Linked DNA regions of Homo sapiens: region 2 is linked to region 1. The links are chromatin loops, found by intact Hi-C in ENCODE. Cell type or tissue: chondrocyte. All regions are shown on one strand.

What was found. Hi-C counts contacts between places; a loop is a spot of excess contacts. Peaks named below come from ENCODE experiments on the same cell type or tissue, not always from the same donor. Only the 100,000 strongest peaks of a DNase experiment are listed, where the experiment ranks them.
Region 2: it touches region 1 in a loop (2.7-fold over the local background); 1 of 110 quality-filtered maps calls a loop at or near these places.

The regions. Positions count from the first base shown.
Region 1 is chr3:11,567,406-11,569,905 of GRCh38, forward strand. All of the region lies in intron 2 of VGLL4 (vestigial like family member 4), which reads right to left. It also overlaps a transcript of ATG7 not described here. Among named protein-coding and RNA genes, the nearest start is that of VGLL4, 75 kb to the right of the region's middle. In chondrocyte, no CTCF peak of the experiment used is centred here; a DNase peak (open chromatin) is centred at 1,348.
Region 2 is chr3:11,833,831-11,836,330 of GRCh38, forward strand. All of the region lies in intron 3 of TAMM41 (TAM41 mitochondrial translocator assembly and maintenance homolog), which reads right to left. Among named protein-coding and RNA genes, the nearest start is that of TAMM41, 12 kb to the right of the region's middle. In chondrocyte, CTCF peaks have their summits at 1,406 (motif pointing left) and 1,607; no DNase peak of the experiment used is centred here.

The DNA.
Region 1 (2,500 bases):
GCTGATGATACAGAATATCTTAAAAGCAATTAAGGATTAAATGTTCAGCCCATTAAGACAATCATGGAAGAGAATGTTCTGGCAGAGTCTAGATAGTAGGTTCCATCCACGCCACACACATCCTGGCGATTTTCAAAACGTTAAAATACTAAAAACCTTAATACTGAAACCAGCCTGTCCATAATGTCATCTGTCTGTGGCGATTCAGAAGACAGCACAGGTTTCTGCAATGAATGCCTCAAGGGTTATGATCCCAGACACCGATGTCACCAGAAGACCTTCCGCGGAACGGACGTCAGGCCAAGCAGTCCTGAGATCTGCTGGCTTCTACCTAAACGGGACTTGGTTCCTGAATACTCAGTTCATCAGTGTCACCACACATCCTCATCTTCAGTGTCCCGCTCCCTTCTAAATTCAGATAAAGATACAATTTTATTGTTAACAACATGAGTGAATGGCTTCTCTCCACCCCAGGTGATGCTTCCACGGGCCACTTCATGAAGTGCATAGACCTGGGGGCTCATGTCCCAGATTCAGGAGAGCCTCAGACACAGTCTGCCTCCGAATTTAGACGTCTGTTTACTCAACCAGCGCTAGTTAAGTCCCTGTTCTGTGGAGGTTCCAGAACTGCAGGGTTACAGCCCTGCCTTCTCATGGGCTTACAATCTAGCAGGGACAGAAAGGCCCGGGAGGGGCTGCAGCTCCCAAGTGACAGCTCTGGATCCGGGCAAGGATAAAGACACCCCCGGGTGGCATGGAGGAGCAGACTAAAGGTCAGGCGTCTGCCCATGTCCAAAGCCAAAGTCGTGGTACATAAGGCACTGCCCACCCCTCGCACCTTATGTCCTAGGGGCACGGCACAGTCACGCAGATGACTCAGCTGCGCCTTAGGAAATCCAAGCATGACTATGAGACCACATCACAGAGGAAAGGGGTGCCAGGGCCGCCAGCTGCCAGGGCAGAGGTAAGGACGGGGCAGCCCTGCACCTAAATCTGCCATCTATGCTCCCACAGCCCCACTGTGCGCCCACCCTACGCAGGGCAGCAGGGAGAAGGGGACTTCCAGGCCCACTAACTGGAAAGACAGTCCGTGGAACACAGCACAGTGGGCACTATGGGTCAGACAAAGACACTGAAAACAGCGAGAAAAGGCCTGGAGAACTGGCTGGTTAATTTTAGTAAAATTATACATTACTCACATTTCCAGCTCATTTTCCTGGTTCCCGGAGCTTCAAGACAGACATTGTTTTCCAGGCCCCGCTCGCCCGGATGAATCACCTCCCGGCCACTGCTTCCCAGGCGTCATGTGCTCCCGGGGACGGCAGAAAACCGCACGCATCCTGCCCGGGAGATGGAAGTCGCCTCCGCTCCTGGTCAGGACTGTGCCCGAGAGAGCCCACGGCATCCCCGCGAACACCCAAAGGACTCTGAGTGGCTCCGTGCCAGGCCTATCAGAGCCGCTGAGGCTGCACGGCACCCGGCCCCGCCCCGGGCCTCATCCCCATCCTAGGCGGGCACTTCCACTGCCAGCTGCCCACGGAGAGAAAGATGGAAAGAGGAGGGAGGGAAAGAGAGGCCTACAACACCATCATCCAGGACAGAGCTTTCTGAGTACTGAAAGCCACACGCTCTCTAAGCTAAGAAACCAAGAATGTCCATAACATCTGGGGAAAAGTAAACCAGATTCCAAGCAGTGACATTGAAAGAATCCATCACGTGAAAGAAGTGCACTGCGTCTATTTGATACTCATTAAAATGAGTTTCCCACCCTCCAACAAACGTGCTTTGGGATGCTTAGCCCTTAGCCCCATCACCTGACGTTCTGAGCCTGCGCTGGGCTTCATTCACCGTGGACTGCCACAAGCTACACTGATCTGAGTCTGAGTTCCTCTGCCTGGGGAGGGGGTATGGGTACAAGACATTTTGAGGATACATTCTGGGGTCCCCAAAGGCCCCTGAGCACCATGGCATGGCAGGTGCTCCCACCCAGTGAAAGAGATGAGGCCCAGGGCAGCCTTGGGCCCTGGCCTCCCAAAAACCAACATCCTGAGGCGGCAAAGCAGCCCGTCCCCATGCCAGGCGTTGCCTGGCAGGAGTAGAATGAAGGCTATGCAGAGACATCCCCCAAGCACCAGAGTCCAGGTGGAGACAAGAGATTCAAAGGAGGAGGGGCCGGCACAGGGCCAGTGAGTGGGCCGGGACACAGCCCCATCTCCAGCCCTTTCGTCCTCTCTCTCCCACCGCAGCAGTTACAGGAGAATCCGACATCTGAGAACTGGCAGGACAGCCAGTCGTTCACACAGTCTTAACACATCATAATGAGACTGCTGGCTGGGCATGGTGACGTGCACCTGTGGTCCCAGCTACTTGGAGGCTGAAGTGGGAGGATCACCTGGGCCCAGGAGGTGGAGGCTACAGTGAGCCATGGTCACGCCACTGCACTTTAGCCTGGGTGACAGAGCAAGACCCTGTCTTTAAATAAATAAGATTGCTAGCACAT
Region 2 (2,500 bases), 270 kb after region 1:
TAATCAACAAAGCTGCAATATGGTGATAGTTGAACTCTGAATATAGTAAAAATCATTGAATTGTACTCTTTAAATGGTTGAGCTGTGTGGTATGCGAATTTTATCTCAATAAAGCTGTTATTAAAAAATAGGCCAGACAAGGGGGCTCATGCCTGTAATCCTAGCACTTTGAGAGGTTGAGGCAGGTGGATCCCTTCAGCCCAGGAGTTCAAGACCAGTCTGGGCAACATGGCAAAACCCCATCTTCACAAAAAAATACAAAAATTAGCTGGGCATGGTGGCACGTGCCTATAGTTCCGGCTACTCAGGAGGCTGAGATGGGAGGATTGGTTGAGCCCGGGAGGTCGAGTAAATTGTGTTCATGCCACTCCACTTCAGCCTGGGTGACAAAGCAACACTCTGTCTCAAAAATAAAATTAAAATAAAATAAAGCTACATTACTAAAAGGCAAAATATATTGCAATGAATACATTAAATCAAAATCCTCTTAACAAGGTGGCAAAAAAACCACTGCATGTCAATATAAATGTCTTAAAAACTCAAGCACAATTATTTATACACTAAAAACAATGTAAAATACAAAAATCCAAAATTATGTTAACTAAGGAAATAACTATTAATTATTACTTTAGAGGTTTCTTGGCTTAAAAAAAGTTTGGTCACAATGCTATATTAAACACTTTAAATTCCATGATTTTTTACTTGGGAAAATATTAGTAAACTCAGAAACTTAAGGTTGTACTGGAAATAAAAATAGGGTATTCCATCAATTATGAGATAAGTTAATGGTAAAGTATGATAAAAATTTAATTTACACTCAACTTTTCCCAGAAAGTCCATCTTTTTAAGCAAGATACTCAAATATATATATTTGGAGACATGGTCTTGCTCTGTCATCCAGCTTGGAGTGCAGTGGCATGATCTTGACTCACTGCAACCTCCACCTCCTGGGTTCAAGTGATTCTCCTGCCTCAGCCTCCCTAGTAGCTGGGATTACAGGTGCGCACCACCTCGCCTGGCTAATTTTTGCATTTTTTAGTAGAGACGGGGTTTCACCATGTTGGCCAGGCTGGTCTCGAACTCCTGACCTCAGGTGATCCCCCTACCTCAGCCTCCCAAAGTGCTAGGATTATAGGCATGAGCCACCGCACTCGGCCTATATCCCTTTTAAAGACTTGAATTACTAGTGATTGAGGAATTCTATTTCAATTTGCAAGATGCAAGACAATTCTGGGGCTTTAGACAATGTAATTTAATGTGATTCCTTTTAAAACACAAAGATAAAGAATTCATACTCATATTCTCATAATTCTTTCTTAAGATATTTACCCAACTTTCTTGTCCAAGATACTACCACCCTCTTTTCATTAGATTTGTTCAAGTCTGATTAATATTTGCTGCCACCTAGAGGCACAGATAGTTTGTTTAAAAATCATCATTCTGGTTAACAGTGATTTCCACATGTTGAAAATTGGGAGCAAGGTAGAAGAGAGAGTTAATTTGCCCATTTATCATTCTCAATTAAAAAAAAAATATGTTCATCACTTTCAAATGACTTTATGATACCCTAATTTTCTTGTGCTAGAAGCATTAAAAGCCTTAGAAAATAATCATTGCTATCAGTAACATTTTCTTCTCCAAGTCAGCTGAGAAATGCAGAGTTTTGCATGAAATGAGCATGGGTGCTACTACTTGTCTTGAATTGCTGTTTTTGTTTTATAAGGATATAACAGTTAGATAAAACCTGAGCTCATTTCCAGTGCTTACATTCTGAGATTTCATGGCATTTCAGCTTTCTAAAGCCTTTTTTAAAATTTTGAAACATTCTAAGCATAAAGTATAATACAAAGAACAATACAACATTTTAACATTCAATTTCATTTCTATCTCAAAATAACTGAGATAAGCAAAGGCACAGAGAGAAGGCAAAGACCATTTTCTGAGTGTCTACTAAGTACCAGGCATTTCAGAACCCTCTGAGGTCAGCGCCATCAGACTCATCTACAGATGAAAACACCCCGAGGCTTAGGGAGACTGTCAGTGGTGCAGGGTCACAACATTAGGAAGCATCAGAGCTGGGATTCTAACCCTACATCTGTTAGATTCTGAAACACTGAGTTCTTCCCAGCAGTACTACTCTGCTTCCAATATTCCTTTTCCTTTTTTTTTTTTTTTTTGAGACTGGGTCTCGCTGCGTCACCTAGGCTGGAGTGCGGAGTGCAATGGCACGATCTTGGCTCACCTCTGCCTCCCAAGTTCCAGCGATTCTCCTGCCTCAGCCTCCCGAGTAGCTGGGATTACAGGTGCATGCCGCAACGCCCAGTTAATTATTGTATTTTTAGTAGAGATGGGGTTTTGCCATGTTGTCCAGGCTGTTCTCGAACTCTTGGCCTCAAGTGATCTGTCTGCCTCAGCCTCCCAAAGTGCTGGGATTACAGGCATGAGTCACTGCACCCAGCCCTGCTTCCAATTTTCAATACCTTTGTGGACCTTTATTCTA